Regions from separate parts of the Homo sapiens genome. Here region 1 is linked to region 2. A link is an interaction called in ENCODE POLR2A ChIA-PET data of the cell type or tissue named here. Cell type or tissue: GM12878. All regions are shown on one strand. Links, peaks and the distances in the headings refer to the core of each region. The heading gives the core; the rest is flanking DNA. Region 1 overlaps C1orf21 (chromosome 1 open reading frame 21). Region 2 has its middle 110 kb from the start of TSEN15.

The links. Peaks named below come from ENCODE experiments on the same cell type or tissue, not always from the same donor. Only the 100,000 strongest peaks of a DNase experiment are listed, where the experiment ranks them.
Region 1: POLR2A ChIA-PET joins it to region 2 with 5 read pairs; 1 of 35 experiments calls an interaction of 5 or more read pairs at or near these places.

Annotation. Positions count from the first base shown.
Region 1 is chr1:184,545,325-184,550,706 of GRCh38, forward strand. All of the region lies in intron 3 of C1orf21 (chromosome 1 open reading frame 21), which reads left to right. Among named protein-coding and RNA genes, the nearest start is that of C1orf21, 160 kb to the left of the region's middle. In GM12878, for the core only: no CTCF peak of the experiment used is centred there; a DNase peak (open chromatin) is centred at 2,987.
Region 2 is chr1:184,159,249-184,164,630 of GRCh38, forward strand. No RefSeq gene overlaps it. Among named protein-coding and RNA genes, the nearest start is that of TSEN15, 110 kb to the left of the region's middle. RefSeq lists enhancers at 2,332-2,411, 4,673-4,732. In GM12878, for the core only: no CTCF peak of the experiment used is centred there; DNase peaks (open chromatin) are centred at 1,253, 2,233 and 4,573.

The DNA of each region.
Region 1 (5,382 bases), core at 327-5,326, 390 kb after region 2:
AAGTTATACTATTAAGTAAAGAAAGAATCTGTAATAGTGCTATATGGCTTGATATATTTTAGATAAATTTAAAATATATACATGTAATCTGGTGTAGCATATATTTTTTTTTCTAGAATGAAAAAGTGTTTTGCATTTTTCCCTCCCTCCCTTTCCATAGGGAGAAATTTTTAGAAATTTAGAATTGAGGCACCTAAGTCTGTACCGATGCTCGTGTTCCCTGCCTGTCTTCAGGGAACTATACAGATCTTTATTTTCCAAGTCTCAGGGCTGTTCGGGCCATAACTACTCCTATGCTCGCCTCAGATCTTCACTTGAAGCTGGTTTTCCTGTTGTGCAGTGCACTAAGTGACACACAGAGGCTTTCTGCCTCAGTGTCTTCAGCCAACTGAGCAAGAATTCTTGTTGCAACAAGTTTTGCAAGTTCCAGGGTTCTTGGTCTGCCTGGAATCTCATGAATCATTAGATTTTTGTCTCACTTAGGTTCCCTCCCAGCTTGCTATCCTATTTAAAACGCCCTTTATTCCCAAGCAGGCTCTTGAGGCACTACCAGCCTGACTCTGATTTCTTCTAGAAGCAGCATGTTTCTTCCTAGCCCTAGGGTGAAATGCTTCAGTGGAAATTCTCCTTCGATTATGAAGTTGCAAAGTCTGTCCTTCGGTCTGCCAACTTTTCCTTCTTACTATCTGTCAAATCCTGATTTATTCAGTAAGTATAAGTAAATCTGCTAGACACCTCCATCTTGCCCTAAGTCTGGTTATTTCTTTCATTACAGCATATCTATGGCTTTCTTCTTAATTAATTCACTTCATAAACATGGATTTAGCAGGCTGGGCACAGTGGCTCACACCTGTAATCCTAGCACTTTGAGAGGCCAAGGTGGGCATATCACTTGAGGCCAGGAGTTCAAGATGAGCCTGGCCAACATGGTGAAACCCTGTCTCTACTAAAAATATAAAAATTAACTGGGCATGGTGGTGCACACCTGTAGTCCCAGCTACTTGGGAGGCTGAGATGGGAGGATTGCTTGAACCCAGGAGGCAGAGGCTGCAGTGAGCCGAGATTGCACTGCTGCACTCCAGCCTGGGTGAAGGAGCAAGACTCCATCTCAAAACCAAACAAAAAAATGCATTTAGCATCTATTCTGTGCCAGACCCTGTGTTAGGGACTGGGGATAATTGTGAGCAAAAAGCCATGGTTACTGCCCTAATGGATCTTACCATCTAATGGGAAACTCTGATACCACTTAATTATACATAGATATCAATGACTACAGACCACAGACTCTGTTAAGTCTATGAATGAAAAAGCCAATTGCATGTGTAAAGCAGGGAGATTTATAGGGTCAATGATATGATATGCATGCCTTTGTGCACATAAGAAAAAGCCATCCGCTCTCAGAGGACAAAACAAAAGGCAACCTCCAGGTATATGAAAACCTGTAGGCACATGGTTTGGCAAGCCAGTGGAGTCTTTTCCAGTTCACATAAAGGACTGGAAAAAGTGTCCAGCTGGACAAAGCCCAGCACTAAGGTGCATGGCTTGGCCAGTAGGGCAGCCTCGCCATCCCCATACTTGACTCTACACCCTGATTTAGAGCACAGTTGACCCAATCTAATGCACAGGCCTTGGAAATCTGGCTGATCTGGAGGATCAGGGAAGGCCTGAGATGAAACCTGAAGAATGAACAGCAGTAACTAAAAAATGGGAGAAGGGTGATGGGCAAGACCATCAAGAGCCTTTCAGGCAGATAAAACTGCAGTTAAAAGTCACCAAAGTAGGAGAGAGCCTGGGATATTCCAGGAACTGAGTCTAGAGAAGGAGAATGAGGGCAAGAGTAGGTTGATACAAAGCCGGAGCAGCCAGAAGAGGCCAGACCATGCAGGGCAGGACCTCTGAGGACAAGTTAGTAGGGCTGGATTGAGCATGGTCTTGAATGCCTAGCTAGGGAATTTGAACTAGAGTATTGTTCTTTTATTTATATCAGGGTCTGAATTATTCTGTTTCCTTTTTTGCTTTGAAGTTTAATCATTCTTTGCTTATTTAAATTTGTGTTTATGATCCTACTTCCTTGCCATTTAAAGATACATCCAGACTTTTTTTTTTTTTTTTTTTTGGTCTCTTTGCAAAAATGGCATGCATGCTCAAGGCAAGTCTTTGGATTTGCTGCTGGGAACATGGTTTCTGAAAACCACAGGGAGGAAATCTAGGAAATCACAGGGAAGCTCTGTTTCCTTCCCCACGAAGCAGTGTACACGTGTGCACGCACATGCACATGAACACAGGAATGTTCTCTCTCACATACAAAGTTGAGAGAGTAAAGCCAAATGTGTTTTCTCTTTTATTTTGGCAGCATTTTAGATATTTAAATTTTTAGCTATCTTAAGTTAATCTAAAAATTTGAATAGATGAAATGAGCATATCCCATCCTTTATGAAGAGAATAATCAAAATACTGGAGTATGCTCCTCTCTAGAAAAAAGGTGTAGGGAATATCAGACAAGAATCTCAGTAACAGTTGTTTGACATTCATTACAATCTGAAATGTTGACCCAGGGCATCAGAAATGTGCTGCTCCAAGGCAGACAAGTTATACCATTGGAAATGGATACCTGCTATGGCCACGGTGGCACTGGCTGCTGTCCCATCAGTACCCACTTGACCATCTCCTGCTCCTCCTGACCATAGCAGAGGCTGCTGCAGACTAGCTGAGGCTTTTACTCTGTGCTGGGCCTCACAACCTGGTCTGTTTCCCAAAGACCTTGTTATACCTTCTGGTACCCTAGGCTGTGTGATCTTAGAAAATGATAATCAGGTGATACAAGATACTGGTTAGGCAGGTAAATGAAGGTGCCTCTAGGAAGTATAGTAATCCATATCTCAAATCCCCAACACACACACACACACACACACACACACACACACACACACACTCACACACTCACTCACACTGTAGTTAGGGAGCATGGGCTGGTTAAATTGGCCCTGAAAGAGGAAGTGAACCATCTGGCAGTGGTGCCTGACCCACCTCAGTGTTTCAGTGGGAACTTGCATTTATTCATTCATTTTATACCCATTGCAGACTCTTTTTTTTTTTTTTTTTTTTGTTGAGACGGAGTCTCCCTCTGTCGCCCAGGCTGGAGTGCAGCGGCGCGATCTCCACTCACTACAAGCTCCGCCTCCCGGGTTCACGCCATTCTCCCCATTGCAGACTCCTTAGAGAAGTCTACCTGGACTCTACACTAAGCACTTAGCCAGAATGGGCAGTTCCCAAGAGGTCTGTAGACAGAATTCAGGGAGTCTGTGAACTTCCATGAGAAAAAAAAATTACATCTTTATTTTCACTAACCTTTAATGGAAATTTTAGACTTTTGATTTGGACAAATTTGCAGGGTACTTTCCTTTGGAGAAGGAACTAAAGTATTCAGCAAATGACACCCTAATTGTGAATGTAGGCAACAAGCCAGTAGTAATAGCAGTACCTGTGACTTTTCAACAGTAAAAGTCACGGTTGTTTTCATACCACGTTAAAGTTGTTGAAATATTAATGCTCATGACTCCTTTAAAATTACCATAGTTATCAGACCCACTAGTATATCTTCTTATTTAATACATTAATAAAGAACATATATTACTCTATCACAATTTTTTCCTAAAAATATTTTGATAATTATTATTTCTTTATAATTTTTGTCCTTTCTAGTGCTATGTATTTGTTTTAGGAATTTAAAAATACTATTCTGAGAAGAGGTATATAGGTTTTACCAGACTGTCAGAGGAGTACATGGCACAAAAAAGCTAAAGAACTCCTGGGGTGGTGGGCTCAAGTCCTGCTCAGTCTCCTAGCCGTGGAACTTTAGAATAGCAACATCTGAGACTCAGTTTTGTCATCTGCAAAATGGTTTAAGATGAGTGATGATTTTGGTGAAGTGGGTGAGAATCTCAGTCAAGGGATGACTTCTTCTTCCTCTGGTTACATTAAAAAGTGTGACGCCTTCTTTAAAGTACTTTGCTTTTAAATTAATGAAGTAGAATCATTAAGAAATCACCCGAAATCTTCAAATCTGTTTATTTGCATTTGTCTTCTCAGTCAACAGCAGTGTTGTAAAATATACTAAATTTATATTTAAATATATGTATTAAATATATAAAGTTACATACACTAACATTTTTACCTTTTTAGTTGTTGCATTTTAAAATATTTTGTAGTCTCTAGTTTTCTGGTAAGGAGATAACATTGTATTCCTTACTCATACTTTTCCCTATGATATAACATCTTTTGAGTTTTTTTTTTCTTTTTGTTTGATTGTTTTTGTGATGTGTAAAAATTCAGGAGTGGAGCAGCAGGGAAGGAAGGGACTGCCAACCAGGCAGTTCTGGAACATTCCAGGTGTTTTTTCTCTAGTCTATCACTTTTCCTTTTAATGAAAAATTCATCACTACAGTCCCAATATGAGTAATCTTCCTATTTATTTTTATGTATACAAATAATATACATAAATACTAGATTTAGATAATGTATAAATGTTTTTATATTTCACTGAAAATATCCAATCATACACAGACTGTCTGGCATACAATGGTTTGATTTATGATTTTTCAACTTTACAGTGGTGTGGAATCATTCTGTTTTTCACATTCAGCACAATATTCAATAAATTACCTGAGATATCAGCACTTAATTTTAAAATAGGCTTTGCGTTACCTGATTTGGCCCAACTGTAGGCTGTTGTCAGTGTTCTCAGCATGTTTAAGGTAAGCTGGTTTAAGTCATGATGTGACAAAATGTAGTAGTTGGTTGGGGTTGTTATAGATATTTTTCCTTAAAGTCCCAGTGACTATTGAATCTTGTTTTGTAAAAACAAATAGTATAAGTGTTTAAGAATAAAAAAGATTTAATATCAAGGAACGCATGTAGTGCTAGATGAGATTGTAAAGGTTGTTATTGTCTATTTTTGAAAACCTTTTAGGAAAGTAAATTAATTTGTTTTAATTTCATGGACTGCTCAGTTTTCTTCACCCAATACAAGAAAAAAAGAGGCAAATTATAATACTATTTAGAACACATTTGCTAAATTTCTCTTTGCTGCCTTCTTAATTTTATCTGGCAGGGCTGCAAGACAGGAGTTACAGCAGTAGACCTGGCTGTCGTGAAGTGATTTCATCTCTTCAAGTTGTGGAGATTTTATGTTTTGTTTGTTTCTTTGTTTGTTTGTTTGTTTGTTTTTTGAGACAGGATCTCATTCTGTCACCCAGGCTGGAGTGCAGTGGTGCAATCCTGGCTCACTGCAGCCTTGACCTCCTGGGCTCAAACGATCCTCCAACCTCAGCCTCCTGAGTAGCTGGGACTTCAGGTGCATGCCACCTAGCCTGGCTAATTTTT
Region 2 (5,382 bases), core at 218-5,217:
CTTAGCCAGATGATCTGTTGAATAGCTTTAGGTCTTCACTGAGCTTGCAGTATATTGGAAAAAGGAGACATCAAACAAGTAATTGCACAAACCCAGAATTATCAACTGCATTGTGTGCCTTAAACAGAAAGCACAGACTCTCAGAGAAACTTGAGCCTGTGGATTCAGGGGAAACTTTTCTGCATAAGAATGGAAGGATGAGTAGGAGTTGACTAGGCCGAGGGATGATTAAGAGTACATCTCCCAGGAAGAGGGGATGGCTTGTGAAAAGGCCCTGAGGCAGGAAGAGGCATGACTATTTCAGGAAACCTGAAGACTGGAGAACGAGCAAAGAGAGTGAGGAGAAGAGACTGTGGGGCCATGCTAAGGATTTTGGTCTCTCCGGTTTGCCCTTTCAGAAAATCATCCAGGTTGCAATGGAGAAAAAGAAATTGTAGGGAGCAAGGACTGATGGCAGGAATACTAGTTAGGAGGTAATTGCAACCATGCAGACAGGAGCTCATGGCAGCTATGACTAGGATCATGGTGGTGGAGACGGAGAGAAGTTATATAGATCAAGCAGATATAATGTTTTATTTTTGCTTTTACCAATTTTTTTAAAATTGAGGAAAACATTTTCTCATCACTTCTACTATTCTGTGGAGAATTCACATTCATTCACATATTTATTCAACAAATACGTACTGTGTGTCTTTTATGTGCCAGATACCATTTTGGGCATAGGAATATAATCTTGAATAAAATAGTCAAAAAATCTCTGCTCCCAAGGAGTTTACAAGGGAGTTAGACAACAAACAAGGAAAAAAATATATATATATGTGACAGCAATAAATGCTGAAAAGAAAGTTGAAAGTTGACAAGGGGGAATATTAAGTGTTCAAAGAAGGTTGCATTATATGTTATGTCCTGACAAGATCTCACTAAGATGATGACATTTGAGAAAAGATTTGAAGTTGGTTAGGGATCAAGGCATGCAGCTATTGGAGGTAGGAAGACTGAGAGGAAGTATTCTAGTCAGAGGGAACAGCCAGTGCAAAGACTCTGAGGTAGAGAGGTGACTGGCATTTTCCAGAAGGCTGGAGAATAATGGGCAAAGTAACGCATCAGTCATCAATTTCGCAATAATGCTGAGTAACAAGCAAACTCAAAATTTCAGTGGTATACAGTAATAAGCATTTAGGTTTTCCCCTCAGTCTCAAGATCAGCTAGATGGTTTTGCTGATCTGAGCTGATCTTGGTGGGGCTTACTCATGCTTTCACAGTCAGCTGCAAGCCAGCACAGCTTTGCTGATCTTATCTGAGCTCTCTTACATATCTGAGAGTTTTGACAAGATGACTGGGTTGATTTAGGTCTGCTTCCATATCTCTGTTTCTCATATCCTCCAGTAGCAAAAGAGAGTCAGAGAGAGAAAGGGAGGGAGAGAGGCTAGAGAGAGAGAGAGAGAGAGAGAGAGAACACACATAAGCCCTCTTAAGGCCTAAGTTCAGAATGGAGACTGTCACTTCTGCCACATTCTATTGGCCAAAGCAATTGATAAGACAAGTTTAGTTTCAAGGGATGGAGAAATAAACTCCACTTCATAGGAAGAGCTTCAGAGTCACATTGCAAAAGGTGTGAATATAGTGAAGGGTGGAGAATTAGGACCAGATTTGCCATCAGTCTGCCACATTGAGTTAGTAGGAGATACAGTCAGAGAGATAATGGGGATCTAGAAAATGTGGGGCCTTGTAGGCCAGGGTAAGACCTTTGGCTTTTACTCTAAGATGAGAAGCCATTGGAGAGTTTCCAGGAGAGGAGCAACACAATCCTACTCTATTTTAATGAAATCACCCTGGCTGTCAGATTACGAATAGACTGAAGTGGGGCAGGAGACCAGTGAAAAAGACATTCCAGTGATCCAGGCAAGAAATGAGGGTGGCTGGGCCAGGAAACATAGTTAATAGAAGTGCTGAAAACTAGTCAGATTCTAGACATATTTTGAAGGTGGAGTTGTCAGGATTTGCTTACAATGCAAATGTAGGATGTTAGAGTAAAAGAGGAGAAATTTTGGAAAGAGCAACTAGAAAAGCTGTGTTGCAATGTACTGAGATGATTAAAGCTATGGGAGGAGGAGGCTGCAGGGGGAAATATTCTTGAAAAATCCCCAACTACTTGCCAGTTTTTTACTATCTTTGAATGCCATCAACTTGACAGGAAGATTTGACTGAAGTCAGCCAGGGACTCTCCCACAGTCCTTTCTACCAGCTTAGACTTGGGTTCTCACAGATCCAGAGATAACCTCCACTGTAACATACTGCGCAGCCTGCTTCATGTGTACAGCCAGCATCCTTGTCATTAGCTGTGACATCAGCTCCGACTGGTTGCAGCACCCACTCTTGTTTCATCATCCATTCTGATTGGTCAGAACCTTATTTAATTATTGTTCTCCATAGCAGAGCCAAAAGAAACACAATGTGAATGGAAGTGCCCCTCTTTCTAAAAGGCAAAGACCACGTCTTATCCAACTTTGCACTTCTAGATAAAAGAAAGTGAATAAGTCTACTTAGATTCTCTCCATTCATAGCAAAAGCATCTCAAGTTGCATACTCTACTAAGGACTGATGTAACATTTTTTTACTCTGAAGAAAAGGTGCATTGAAAGATAAAAATGATTCCAGGCATGATTATTATAATTCACCAAATATTCTGTGCAGAATTTTTAAAAAATCCCTGTATTTGAATAGGTAAGGTAAAAGTTAACTATTGAAAAGGAGGAATATTTGTGTTCCTTTTGACTCCTTAAATTCTCATCTTGGCTCATGGAGGAGGGGATTGACACCAAAATTTCAGTCCTATCTTAACATGAGAGGAAGTGCAGGGAGGGAGGCTCTGTTACAGTAGGTAGCTAGTCAGACATAAGCATGGCAGGAAAGGACTCCCCTTGCCCCACCAGGAAAGTCAGGCGACCATCAGGTGATGGTTAGGTGGTTGTTACAATATTTCTCTAAACATAACATTAATAATTGGTTGTAGCCAGCCCAGGGAAAGGCAGTCTCCCAATAGATAGAAAACACCTGAAACCGGTGATCAGCAGCTTCCTGATAAGATATCAGGAGTTGGGCGGGTAGGCTCTAGCATGTGCACTAAGGCAAAATGGCGCAACTTAACTGGTATATGACCTTCTAAGGACATGCAACTGGTAAGGGAAGAACGCCTCAAGTGAGCATGTGTACAACTCCAGTACAAACACTGCGCATGCTCCCCTCCCAGATGCTAGCAGGCTGTTGCACATACGGACAGCCCCTCCCAAGGGAAGAATCCGGGAGAAGGAATGCAAGACCCTGGGAGCATGCCAACATATAAAACCCTAAGTCAAAAGGTCCAACTGTGCACTTGATCTCTCAGTTCGCCCCCTTGGGCCTCTTCCAAGTGTACTTTACTTCCTTTCGTTCATGCTCTAAAGCTTCTTCTTTTTTTTTTTTTTTTTTTGAGACGGAATCTCACTCTGTTGCCCAGGCTGGAGTGCAGTGGCGTGATCTCGGCTCACTGCAAGCTCCGCCTCCGGGTTCACGCCATTCTCCTGCCTCAGCCTCCCGAGTAACTGGGACTACAGGCGCCCGCCATCATGCCCGGTTAATTTTTTGTATTTTTAGTAGAGACAGGGTTTCACAGTGTTAGCTAGGATGGTCTCCATCTCCTGACCTCATGATCCGCCCACCTCGGCCTTCCAAAGTGCTGGGATTACAGGCGTGAGCCACCGTGCCCGGCCTAAAGCTTTTTAATAAACCTTCACTCCTGCTCTAAAACTTGCTTCAGTGTTTCCCTCTGCCTTATACCCCTCTGTGGAGTTCTTTCTTCTGGGGAGTCAAGAAGTGAGGCTGCTACAGACCCATATGGATTTGTCTGCCTCCCTCAGACAAAAATGGCAACTCTGGGCTGGGCATGGTGGCTCATGCCTATAATCCTAGCACTTTGGGAGGCCGAGGCGAGTGGATCACTTGAGCTCAGGAGTTTGAGACCAGCCTGGGCAACATAGTGAAAACCTTATCTCTACCAAAAAATACAAAAATTACTTGGGCATGGTGGCATGTGCCTGGAGTCCCAGCTACTAGCTGAGAGGTGAGAGAATTGCTTGAGACCAGGAGGGCAAGGCTGCAGTGAGCTGAGATCTCACCACTGCACTCTAGCCTGGGGGACAGAGTGAGACCTTGCCTCAAAAAACAAGCAAACAAGCAAACAAATGGCAAGTCTGATTGGCAAATGTGTAATATTTACTAGGACATGCTTTATTAATGGGTAGGAATTGACTCTGCAGAGTGAAACCAGCCCAACGCATTCCCTTCACTGGGAGCATGCTGCCAAGGTGTGGGCCTTCACTCTGTCCCATTGCGGTTCATTTATGAAGCAGCCTTAGTCCTTGCAACTGGCTATAGCTGGTGAATTTGGGTGGGCTCTGCGTACCTAACTCTTCTCTCAGATACATGAGGTGAGCAGTTCCCAAAGTCTAGTTTGGGTGAAGAGTAGGAGGCCTCATTTGACCTCAGCCATGCTCTCTTGCATGCAGAATCACTTGGCCAGTGCCCCATCTAGCTCCCTTGTGTGAGCTCCCCATCAGTCAGAGATGACAGGGATGAGTCATCTCTGAAGAACTTGAAGCCCTAACATCAGCATCAAGCCCAACTGAGATATTTAAAGAACTAGGATTTTCTCTCATGTTAATCCTCAGCATAATCTCCCTTCTCCTTTTTTTTTTCTGCTTCTAGAATAGTCCTTCTTTATCCCTTTATTTCCTTTTCTGAGGCATATTTAATAGAATGTGAAATTGCATATTTATTAATGATGGCTTTTTTGGTTTCAAGTAACAGAAACACACTTGAGCTCTCCAAAAGCAAAGAGATATAATTTAGTTTAAGAAATAGGCCTGTCTCAAAACTCAAGGGCAAATAAATAGCTGAACTTCAGAAATAAATCAGAGCCTCCAGCGTAGTCAGGACCCACCCTCCCATCTCTAGGGTAGGTGACCACACATGCCAGTATGTGCCGGCCTATCCTTGTTGACATCTGTCACCCTGCCCCTTTCACTTTTGTGTCAGTCTTTGTCCATGAGGGGGCAGAAACCACAGTGACTTAAACAGAGAAAGTTTAATATAAATTTTTTAAAATTATGTTAAAAGAGCAATTATAATATATAAGATAACTCTATGTGGTACCCTAAGGCTGAGTACCCAAGAGAGTACCCAAGGAGGGATGAACATAAAACATAAAACAGGATGAACATAAAACAGGATGAGCCCTTCCCCAAGGCTCAGATTGCAACCACTGGATGGCAGAGAAGTTTGCTGATTTGCCCAGGCCAGAGCTGGTCTGCAGCCACTGGGCAAGCAGGAAGCAACCCTCTGGGG